Regions from separate parts of the Mus musculus genome. Here region 2 is linked to region 1. A link is a contact called in ENCODE Hi-C or POLR2A ChIA-PET data. All regions are on one chromosome and are shown on one strand. Each heading gives the region's core, a stretch centred on a gene start or an enhancer-like site at or near the end of the contact. The rest is flanking DNA. Distances are from core to core; before and after follow the strand shown.

Region 1 (6,075 bases), core at 2,572-5,071:
TATATGCCAATGGAAACCTTAAATTCCTGATCATTCTGCTCCCTAACCATTAAATGTGGTATTATAGGCATGATCTACTAGATCACGCTGTCAATCTTCTATTTTGAAAAGAAGGCTTCCATCTGTAATCGCAGTAGTACTCAAGAGGTTGAGGCAAAAGAATTGTCTCAAAATTTAGGCCAATCTGGGTTACAGAATGAGTTTCAGGCTGGACAGTGGTGGCACACGCCTTTAATCCCAGTACTTGGGAGGCAGAGGCTGGTGGATTTCTGAGTTCGAAGCTAGCCTGGTCTACAGAGTGAGTTCCAGGACAGTCAGCAGGGCTATACAGAGAAACTGTGTCTCAAAAAACCAAAAAGGATGAGTTTCAGGCCAGCCTAGCAGGGCCTAGTTTCACCACCCTACCCTACCAAAGGGTGAGGGATGGGAGTGGGGAGACCAACAAAGCAAAACCATTTCCTTCCATCACCTCCTGTGGGCTCCAGCTCCTGCCTCCTGTTCATTCAATATAAAGACCTATTCTCCCTAGCAGGAAGCTCCAGAGAGGGGTGACTTGTGCTCACTATAGCCCATTTTCTTGGAATTCAATTGGATTCTGCAAGCACTTACTGGGCATCTACTACTTATAAACTGTAGGTTGTGGACTGAGAGCCTAGACATACAGAACTTTCAAAGCAGGGGACTTGAATGTGTGGTGCAGGGATGGAGTTCTATTGAGACGCACAGTGTCATCTAGTTGGAAATAGGCTACACCCAATGTAGAAAGAGCAAGCCATGAAAATCTAGAGGAAGAAGCAAATAATCACGGTCTGAGTTTAAAGAACAGAGTAGATCAGATGAGATGGCTGAAGGGGGAATGGAACTGGCATTAAACCTGATGGCCCAAGTCCAACACACACACACACACACACACACACACACACACACACACACACACACACACACACACACACGCTCTCACAGAATAGTAGTACATAGCAGAGTGTTCTTCTAGCACATACAAAGCTCTCATAGGTAGAACCCCACCCAGTACTGGAGATCAGAAGGCGGGAGCTTAAGGCCACCAAGGTCAGTTAAGGATACAAAAGACCCTATTAAAAGGGGTGGGGAAGCAGAGAACACTATTCAAGTGGAAATCTCAGTCCTAGCTGGGAAGTCTAGAGAGCTGAGAGGTAACACCTACTACTTCTGCTTTTTGGAAGACTCTGGGAACAATCTACTCACTGACTGTCTCTAAGGCATCTCAGTCAGACATTCCTCAGTTTTGTTGACTAGGTCTCATGACAGGATATATGCCCAACACTCTAGGTTGTAGTCAAAGACTTTAAACCAATACAGACATTTGATAGTAAGAAGCACAAATAGAAACTTAAAATTTGCATCTTTTAATTGTCATGTGCAAAGCTAATTTTTTAGGAAAAGATATCCTCCCTGTGCACTAAAACTCTTATCTGTCATTCAAGGCCAAGGCCAGTCTCCCAGTTTTATTTGGGTAAAATACAAGAGCATTCAGGCAAATGTTACCTTAGGGCTACAGATGCTGCTCAGGGGCGGGCTGTTTGCTGGCCTAGCAAGTGCAAGGCCCTGGGTTCAAGCTCTAGCACTGCAAAATAAATTGAAAAACTAGGAGCAAAGCCAATGGCGGTGGGTGGGGTGTAATTCTAGCACGGGAGAGTGGAAGTAAAAAATCAGATGTTCAAGGTCAACCTTGGCAACGTAGTAACTTCAAGTGTTGCCCGGATTACGTGAAATCCCATCTCAAAAGTAAACCAGGGTTGGAGGGATGATGGCTCAGTGCCCAGAGCTGGATTCTGGAGTAACCAAGTTAGATGCCCAAGCATGGTCAACAGCTCAAGACTGCATGGAACTCCAGCTCCGGGGAAGCCGATGCCCTCTTCTGGCCTTGGTGGGCACTTATATATAGTGCACACATGTACACACATATAGTACACACATGTACACTTGGGAACCTGAGGCCGGAGACCCATTTAAGTTTGAAAGTTTGAGGCCAACCTGTATGGTTATAAACTTGACTAGAATAAATGATAGCCCTGATAAATTAGCTTAGTGAGAAACTTTACCGCTCAGATGATCTGATCAAGTTCCACACCCTCCACTTTCCATATGTAACCTTCTGGTCTGTTTATAGCAAGAATTGCTCTTGATGTATGATGTTTCCATTCAGTAAACAACACCCAGACATCTGCTTTAAGTCCCTAGCAATCCGTTGTATTTGGAGTTAGGCACTCTTTTTTCCCTACTTCCAAAGTACTGGACTTGTGATCAGAGCCACACTGCACTTTGTGGACATAGGTGAACACATGGGTGGAGACTTGTTGACTATCCATCCTGTGCTAAGTGCTCTTTACCTTCCTTCAGCATTTTCCTTACCATCCCAGGCGTCATTTCAGCCTGTTGTATGGCATACTATAGACTATGCTGTATGCATATCATACCTTGCGTACTGCATAGTTTTCATCTGTGTGTTCCCACAGTACCCAGCACAGGGTAGAGCATAATACAGGTCTTTGCCTCTATTTCAAGAAGCCACTCAACCCTTTTAATGTTCCTTTTAAGACATGTTCATGAATAACAGTAATATTCTGGTTAACGCGGACTCCTACCTTCTCCCCTAGCCTCAAGCTACACTATCATTATTAATTCCGTCTAAAACTCGCCCCAAATCACGTAACAGCAGCCATATCTCACCCATACTAGCATTTTGGTCAGTTGCAAGGCAAATCTCTCAAAATCTGTTAAGGCCCAATCCCATTCCCCTGCTTACTAGTGCACCTCTTTACACTCATCCCAGCTAAATTGCTTCTCCGGCTTCCATCCATAGCAGCAGCCTGTTGCTAGAGGTGTTCGTCTATGGTTTGACAGAAGTCTCTTTGATTTTTTTACTTGGGTGGTAACAGGAAAAGGAAACCAAATATCTTCAGCCATAGGGAAAAGGGGCCTCTAGGAGGCTGTCCCTGGCCCCGAGTCTCCATGGAGAAGCCACAGGTGCTAAGGGAGGTTTGATTGCCTACGCAGTTTGTGTTCTTTTCTCCCTAAAGCTCCCCGAGATTCTCCCGCCTACCCTGGGCCTCTTCAGCTCTCCCGCAGCGTGGACCCTGCAGGCAGTCCTCCCTTAACAAGGGGGCGGGGATCCCCGCTTGGCCCGCGCCTGCAGCGCCTTCCCTGTGGGACTCCCCTCCCCCACCATCGAGCCCCGACCACCGCGAGCCGCGCGTGGGCACCGACCCCTCCCCGCCGGGCTGGGCTGTGCAGAGCGGGCGGGCTACGGGTGGCGCTGGCTGGGCGTGGGCAGACGACGGAGTAGGTCTGCCAGGACCGGACCGGCCTGATCGGCCCCGGGCTGCATCCCTGTGCACCCGCGGCGGGAAGGTGGCCCCACCACCCGGGGCGCTGGCCCCGCGTCTTGGGGCCCGTGGTGGGCCGGCCCGTACCTGGGCTTGAAGTCGTGGTTGTAAATCGTCCGCAGCCGCTCACGATCTGTCTCCAGGTCCAGTCCACGTTCGGCCAGAAAACTCTCGAACCTCTGGCCGGTCTCCCGGAGCTTTCGGCAGCTGAACTTGCTAGGCATCGCGGCGGCGGCGGCTGCGGCCCAGGCAGGAGGGTCCGCGGAAATGAAACTGAAAGTCGCCGCCGCGGTTTAGAGTTGGCTGGTCTGGGGTGAGGGTGCAAAGGGGAAAAGCCCCCTACCTCTGACGTCTGCTCCGGCCAGCCACCTTCTCCCCGACTGCCTCCCCTCCTCCGTCCTTCTCCTACCTGAGCCTTCCTTTCGGTCTCTTCGTCCTATCCCCTCCCCCCCTTCACATTAACTCTTTCCTAAGGAGTCTGACCCCTCCCTCAGGGCCCTCCCCTTACCCCGAGCTCCCTCCCCTGGCAGCGAGCCAGGATCCGAACGTGGATATCGCCTGGGGCCCCCTAAACAGCCCGGAGGACCTTGGAGCCTCAGCTAGGGCTACTCCCACGCCCACTCTCCAGAGCCTCGGGACATAGAAAAGCTGCAGAGCAAAGGGCAGAGCCCCGGACATGGGTCGGCTGCAGCTGGACTGGGGCCGCTCGTCCAGCACCTCCCCCAGACTGCCAGGGACATAAACCAGTACGGAAGCGAGCGGCACGCCCCCTCCCCCATTCCCTCCCTCCTCTGGCTTTCTGATACAGAGGAAGGCAGAAGTCAAAGTTGTGTGTGTGTGTGTGTGTGTGTGGGGAATGGATGGAGGGAGAGCAAGTGTCTCTATAGATAAAGGGGTGTGCGTGTGGGAGAGAGGGACAAGAGCTTCTGCCAAGACCCAGTCCTTGCTTTTCTGGGTCACACAGGCTTCATAATACTTCAAGGTTGGAGATTCTTGCTCTTGAGCTATGCATTTGGGCACTCGGTTTGTGTTACTCTTCACTACTTATTGGCAGTAAATCATGATTGCCCAGCCAGTCAAAAAAACATTAGCACCTAGAGAGCCAGGCGTGCTAGGCAATAAATGGTTAACACTGACAACATTAGTACCAGGAAAAGAAGTAGACCAATATGCTTAGGCAAACTAAGGGGTGGGGCTACTATAACAACAAATGTAAAACAAGCCTTCTGCACCTATTTATCCCCTGGAATGAAACTAAAAAACAAAAACAAAACCCAAAACAAACAAACCCCATACACACTACAATGAGAAAGTGAGAAAGGCTTAATCTACCAGAATTCCACATGTATCAAAGTTACTGTTCTCCAAGGTTCCTTATAGGCAGCAACAGTCTAACCCAGGGTAGGGAATGCCCTGAACAGGGTCAAGTTCCCCCTTGGTTAACTACTCCTAAGCCAAGAGTATGCTATGCAGTCAGGAATGGAGACTACAGGAACAGGGAAATCTTACGTCCTAGAAATTGATGTAAACTCGAGGGAAAAACTAGGAGTAGCCAGATGCTTAACACCTCCAGACCTTCCCATCCACTTTATATGATGCAGGCTCAGAGAAGATAATAGACTTCTAAAAAGTACTGTTGTTTTGGGGCACAGTGGTCCAAGCCTGTAATCCCACTTCTTGAGAGTCTGAGGAAGGTCTACTAAGAGTCTGAGCCACTTTGGGTTACACAGCAGGACAGTCTCAAAAACAAAATTGCTATTCTTTATCATTTCAAAATCCTACAAATACACCTATGATGAGCACAATAAAAGTGCCTTTTAGACATACAGAAATAGCTTAGTTAGGAATCCCAATGCACCCAAGGCTACACTTGATAACCAGAATCCAATGACATAATTTACTCAAAATAACCAGACACATGACTAACTGAAGAACTAAAAAGGCTTTTTTTTTTTATTGTGCCCTTCACACTATCACACATTAACAATTCAGACCAGCAAATCTGGTCACCTGAGGACCTCAGCCCTTTCTCTGGATTATCTGAACATTCTCAAAACACAGACAGTAGTCCATGTAAAAACTTGAGTAAGTTTTGAATGGTGAGTGGCTTTGGTTACAATGTGACATCTCTACTTGTCTTCTGGAAGGCTCTACTTTGAAAGTTACTGTTTTGATGCATTCGGTTTTAGAATGCCTGCCCCCTCTCAAAAATCACCTCAGCTCAGTCATTTCCTGGAGCTTTCATTACATCTTTCTCTTAAGAATTGGACTTCCAAGAAGTAAGGTTGATGGTATTGTGAACAGCAGCAGCAGTCTGTAACTGTATGTGAAATAAACTCTAAGCTTCTCAGGGGGGATTTTTTTTAAGACAAGATTTCTTTGTGTAACAGCCTTGGCTGTCCTAGCACTCACTTTGTAAACCAGGCTGGCCTAGAACTCAAGAGATCATCAGCCCTGCCTCTGCTTCAGGGAGTACTGGGACTTAAAGGCCTGCACCACTATACCCAGCTGTTTTCTTATTACTCCTTGCTGGGTTTTATAAATCATCACTTAACAGTCTTTAACCTTTGTATTCAAAGTAGACTATACTAACCAAAGCAACTAAAAACAACTTGGTTGGTCTACCACATACCAAGGGAAAAGCCATGCCACCAGGTACAGTTGGTCTTCCTTATGTAAAGAGCCTTTATTTGCAAATGTATCCACTCAT
Region 2 (6,075 bases), core at 2,247-4,746, 46 kb after region 1:
AACTAAACACATTTGAAGTCTTTAGCAACAAAGAAAATGAAAATTCTGGATTTCTTTCCAAGAATTCAAAGTAGAAACTAATGCTCAAATAAGACCTGCAGACCTGCAGACTGGTCCACATGACTTTGCAGATACTGGTGAGTGCTCGCTCTACCACTGACTGACCTACATAGCCAGTCCATCTCCCACCTCCCTTCCAGTTTTTGAGACAGACTCTCCAAGTTTTCCAGGCTGTACTTCAATTTGCTCTGTAGCCTGGACAGACCTTACATTTTTCTATGCTCTTGCCTCAGCTTCCTAAGCAATTAGGATGATAGGCCTTGGTCACCAGGCCAGGAAAGATTTTTAAGATTAGTTTGTACTGCTTGGATAGTGGCTCACGACTATAAGCCTGACACCAATGACCTCAAGACAGAAGAGTCACTGGGAGTTATGTCTGGGCTCCATAGTGAGTTCCAGATCAGCTTGAGCTACAGGATTTGGACTGTCTCAATAAATCAAAATAAGTAAACCTCATCAGGGGTTACTTGCTTATGAATCCCAAGACATTCAAATCAGTAAAATCTCTTCTCAAAACGCACACACACACACCCCAAAACTTTTTTTTTTTGAGAAAGTATTTCATTCATGTAGCCAAGGATGGGCATGAATTCCTAATCCTCTTTGCCTTTATCTCCCAAGAGCTGAAATTATTATAGACAGGTATCACCAGGACCAGCCTTTTCCCCTAGCTTTTTAATCTGTTAAAATCAATCTAAAGATTAGAAGGGAAAGCAGGCAAAGTAGGAAAGAAGCTCAAAAATCAAGAAGTCTTACAAAGTCCTTTCTTTTCCTTCTTTTTGAGACAAGGTTTCTCTGTATAGCCCTGGCTGTCCTGGAACTCAATTTGTAGACCAGGCTGGCCTCAGACTCACAGAAATCCACCTGCTTTTGCCTCCCAAGTGCTGGAATTAAAGATGTTGTACCAGCACCACCACCGCCCAGCAACCCTTTCTTTCTACTCATAGATTTAAAGAGATATGAATGTGCCTGTCAGCTCTGAGGAAAGGAATCTAATAAAACTACAGGAATCTCAAGTTACTAGGGTCTCTCTATGTAGTCCTGGAACTCACTATGTTGACAAGGCTAGCCTTGAACTCAAGAGATCTACCTGCTTCTGCCTCCTGAGTGTTTAGATTAAAGGCATACACCACCATGCCTGGCTCAAATCATAAGGATTTTTACTGTATCATTATACCACATTATCTACACCAATAAAGATAATGTAGTCAATTAAAAACAACAAAGAAAAAAACCTCTATTAAACCCAGAATCGTGGGAGACGGAGGCAGGAGGACAAATTGGAGATCAGTCCAGTCTACAGAGCAGGTTCCAGACCAGCTAGAACTACATAGCAAGAATTTGTCCCAAAAATACAAAACAAAAACTAAAAGCTCTTTACTAAAGTAGGAATAGAATTTATTACAAGTTCCGGGGTAGATTTACTAGTTATGACTGGCTTGTTCTACTATTACTAAAACTAAGCAATAAAGTTAAGTGTGATGGTATGCACCGATAACTGCAGTATTTGAGAGACAGAGACAAGCAGATTAGGGGTTGGGGTCACTCTTGGCTGTATAATGAGATGTTTATATGAGCCAAACCCGACCCAGTCTTAAGAAAAGGAATAAAAACATTCACTCTAGCCGGGCGTGGTGACGCATGCCTTTAATCCCAGGACTTGGGAGGCAGAGGCAGGCGGATTTCTGAGTTCGAGGCCAGCCTGGTCTACAGAGTGAGTTCCAGGACAGTCAGGACTATACAGAGAAACCCTGTCTCGAAAACAAACAAACAAACAAACAAAAACAAAAAAAGAAAGAAAAAAGAGAATCAACACTAAAGTGTTATTTGGTGGCTTTTTAGTTTTTGTCCTACTAATGCTTAAGTTCAAACACAGGATGTTGCACATGCTAAGACTCTACTAACAAACTGCCACCCTGGATCCTGGTAAGTGGTTTATAAAGGTGGTAAGCACCCTTTTCAGCATTTAAAGACAGTGGCTCATTCATACACAGGTGTATGTTAAATTATTCTTTTTGAAGAAGTGATTAAAAATAGTCTGTTCCCCTGTCAACAATCTCCAATTTCTTTTTCGAAGAACCCAGGCAGATTTTATAGAACATTGGAGAGCACATACTTTGTAACAGTCACTGCAGGAAACAAAAGACATATTCTTGTCCCTAAGTTAGCTAATGAGACCATTCTAACTTGTAGCAGCCCTAAGAGTCTGTGTTTATGGAAGAACTAAGTACTTTCCTTTTTGGACAGTTTAGCAAATGTACGTTGTCAGAAAAAGTTATACTATCAAATTTGGAATACACCCTGGTATTTAAAACACTTTTAAAGATCTATGTACACAAACGACACTCTTGACATACCCAGCTATAAAGCACCATAGTAGGTCATCAAAAAAGGTTGGGTGTTTCATCCAAACCGAATGTGTTAAATGTGAGGTTTATTTACGACCCATTTAACCTTTCTGGAGTTGAAAAAAAAGTCGTCTGGCTATTTCTCACTGCTTAACAGGAAGTTAAAAAAACAAAACAAAACAAAAGACTTTGAAAAAAATTATAGTTAAGATTAAGACAGAAGGGACGGAGTCACCTTGGGGCTAAACGTTCACACAAGAGAGCATAGGCAGGAATAAAGGTGCTGGTCAAATTCTTAAGCAAATCCCTTGAGGTTTACTGATTTATTTTTATCCAATTAGTTTAATCGTCAGTAGTAGAGAAAAGATGAGAGAGGGTGTGTATTTCGGTGGACAGACACCACCAGAGGACCTCTCCCTCCCTGACAAGGAGTCCTGACAGCAAAATCACTTCCTGAGGAAGGAGGAGCAAAAGGGAAGTTAAGGAGGCCACTCTGATCAGGAAGTGACTCGTTCTAAACTAACCCCAATCATACCTATAAATGGGGGGATGGGGTGAGCCCCAACTGCCAAAAGCGGTAAAATAACTGCTGCCTGACACGTCCCGACATCACCTTCACCTCCTCTCTTATAATTACAGAAAAGAGTCTAGAGTTAAAAGTCAATCAGGCAAAGTGTCTCCTCTTGAAAGAAGGTTGTGCTCTGTCCAGGATGAAAAGAGTTGAGGACTGGGGGACTGGGGCCACCGTGAGGCAGACGAAAGCTCCTTTAAGGAAGGAAGCGTCCCGGGGCCAGAGGGACTATGCCAGCACCGGGAAACAACCTTCTTCTTCCTGGGGGCACCGCCAGGTTTCTCACTGCTGCCGGCTCGGACCCCTGGGCCCCGTCGAGGAAGGAAGTAAAAGAGAGAGGCGGACCCCTTACCTTCTCTTCATCCGACACCCGATCCTCAAAGTCGGCCATCTTGGCTGCTCTGGCCCAGCCCGGCGGGCCGGCGCGAGGCAGGCCGGGAAGGAAGCTGAGTGGCGGAATCACCGAGGGGCCGTCGGAAGGAGCCGCCCGGAAGCTCAGGCCAAGAGGGCGCCATGTCAGTTCCGCGCGGGTGTGACAGCCTGGAGTCGGCGCTCTAGGAAGTCGGCTTGCCCCTCGGGGCTTTGCAGCCTTAACATCTTTCTCCCTGAGTTCCGGTCACTTTCCCATTCGTCCTGGAGTGCTTGGTGGCGGGCCTCGACTCTTGCGTGGCGTCTGGGCTCCCTCTGGTCATGGAGCAGTTGCTACACCTCTAAGTTTTTCTGATCCGGTTGGTCTCCTGGGCCGCCGAGTCCAGGGCACTAAGAGCTGCTCGGCTCTTTGAGACATCAGTACTTTTCCGACCCCGGCACAGGGCGACAGGTTACCCTCAACCACGTATGGAAGAAAAACCACTTCCCTCCGGCGCCACACTGAGTCCGTTTCCAGAAGAATAAGCGCCACCATCAGATGCTTCCCCGCCCTCCTAGAGGACTAGGTAGCCCCTCAGTCGGCCACCGCGCTCCGCCACCTTCCAGATCTCCAGCCAGTTCCCCAGGACTCAGCCTAGACAGAGGCCAGCTTCAAGTCCGCCACTATCCCAGGATTCCCGACTCCGGGTTTCCGGCCCTTCTCCCCTCCCAGGTCCCGGCGCCTGCCGGAGCCGCAAGATGGCGGACGGAGACTACTTCGCGGAAGCCGCGCGGGCCGTGGGGTGTCCCCATGCACCTGTTCCTGGCTTGGGCCTGGGCCCGCCGCTGGGCTGGAAAGAGCGGCTGAAGGCCGGGTTGGCGAACTCTGGGTCCACGCTGTGGTTCCTGGCGGGGCTGGGGCTGCTTTACGCTCTGAGGGTCCCGCTGAGGCTGTGTGACAACGTGACAGCGGGTGAGAGGCCCAAACCTCCCGGACAGTCGGGGACAAGTGCCAAAGATCAGAGATTCTCGGGGAGACATGGAGGGCTTTGCAGAAGGAAATTGGTGTTGCATGCTCCAGTGGGTTTATTTTTGTCGCTTGGGCCACCTCCACCCGGCAGCTGATTGTTAGAACCGTGCTGCAGTTTCCCGGCCCCTCCCTAGATCGCTGAAGGTTCGCCCTCTCTATTCTGTCTACGCTACCACAGGAAAAGCTACCTGACACGCTGCAAGCTCCAGGTAGTAGGACAGAAGAGAGCATTCCCAGATGTGTACACACAGTTTATAGACATTCCTATCGTTTGCAGGGCCCCTTGAAAAGTCGTACCTCAGAGTTTCCCAGCTGCCTAACTTAAAAGAACTCACACCCAGAAAAGCAAGATAAGCACATCTGTCATACACGATAGAAAATGCTATGATTTTAGTGGACCATACTTTTATTGTAAGACAGTTCGGTTAAGAGACGTTTTTCGTAATATTTTTATTGTGAGTAATAAGATAGTCTAGGAAAGGGAGAGGAGAGAGAAGTGCAGACAACGGTGGGTTTGTTTAATATTTTCCTTCGGCAGTTGTACAATGTTTGTCATGTAGCCTGGGCCAAAGATAAAAACTTGTAAGCAGTGTTGACCTGTGCGGATTCTGCAAATACTATTCCCTGGCCGTAGGTAGGATGAAAAGATGGACTCCTGGATCTTTTGTGGCGTTATTGCAGTATTTTTTGCTGCAGCCTCAGAAGAAGATGGAAATATTTCCTTCTTTTTGGTTTTTCGAGACAGGGTTTCTCTGTGTAGCCCTGGCTGTCCTGGAACTCTGTAGACCAGGCTGGCCTCGAACTCAGAAATCCGCCTGCGTCTGCCTCCCAAGTGCTGGGATTAAAGGCTGTGTGCCACCACTGCCTGGTGAAATATTTCTGTTAGATGGTGACACTGTTAATTTTTCTGTCCTTTGAGAAGGCAGTGGTCTCCCTTTTCTGTCTCATGAGATGACATGAAAGACCATAGGATAATGTTCTAAAATGCTTTTTGTATTTTAGAGTATTGGTACCACATACTGTCTAATTTGTCTGTAATAGGTTGGTGAAGTGTTTAATGGTAATTTGTGTGCTCATTAAAGTGCTATTCATCGAGTTTGTCATTTATTTTTCTACTTCTTCTTGTTGCTTTGAGGCCAGGATGTTGCCAAGACATCCTGATCCCTTGAGCCACTTCTTAAGTGGTGGATTTAGAGGCATATACTAGCTAGCCTGGCTTTAAACCAGGAATGCTGACACATGCTTGTGATCCCAGTACTTGGGCTACTGAAAGTACAGTACAGATATATCAGTTGTTAAAGGCCAGCCTCAGCTACATAGTAAGTTTGAGACCAGTCTGGACTATCTTAGACCATGTTGTGAAAGTGCATTTAGCTTTTTATTCTTATATATTTGCTGAAGTTCTAGTCTAACTTACTTTTACAGCTTGTATTTTAGATTTTCAGAAAAGCAGGCTAAATTATCTCACTGTGACTTGATTTTCTTTTTTCTTTCTTTGACCCTAGATATTGACCCTAGGGCCCTGTACACACTCATTTTGATTTACTTCTTTTTTTTTTTTTTCTTTTTCTTTTTTTTTTTTTTAAAGATTTATTTATTTATTATATGTAAGTACACTGTAGCTGTCTTCAGACCCTCCAGAAGAGGGAGTCAGATCTCATTACAGATGGTTGTGAGCCACCATGTGGTTGCTGGGATTTGAACTTTGGACCTTCGGA

Evidence for each region. A loop is a pair of places that touch in the nucleus more often than their neighbours do. ChIA-PET counts read pairs that join two places held with the same protein, here RNA polymerase II (POLR2A).
Region 2: a loop to region 1 is called in a map of heart, with 5 times the contacts of the local background. The contact joins the promoter of Capza1 here to the promoter of Mov10 in region 1. A Hi-C loop is called at or near these places in 6 of 37 maps with a recorded cell type or tissue (heart and left cerebral cortex). POLR2A ChIA-PET finds 5 or more read pairs at or near these places in 4 of 5 experiments (Patski and embryonic stem cell).

The regions. Positions count from the first base shown.
Region 1 is chr3:104,814,484-104,820,558 of GRCm38, forward strand. It overlaps Mov10 (Mov10 RISC complex RNA helicase), which reads right to left and starts at 3,822. Exons shown (of 20, transcript NM_008619.2): 1 at 3,453-3,822. The coding sequence starts at 3,589.
Region 2 is chr3:104,861,009-104,867,083 of GRCm38, forward strand. Capza1 (capping protein (actin filament) muscle Z-line, alpha 1) reads right to left here and starts at 3,497. Exons shown (of 10, transcript NM_009797.3): 1 at 3,332-3,497. The coding sequence starts at 3,370. St7l (suppression of tumorigenicity 7-like) reads left to right here and starts at 3,498. Exons shown (of 14, transcript NM_153091.3): 1 at 3,498-4,300. The coding sequence starts at 4,087.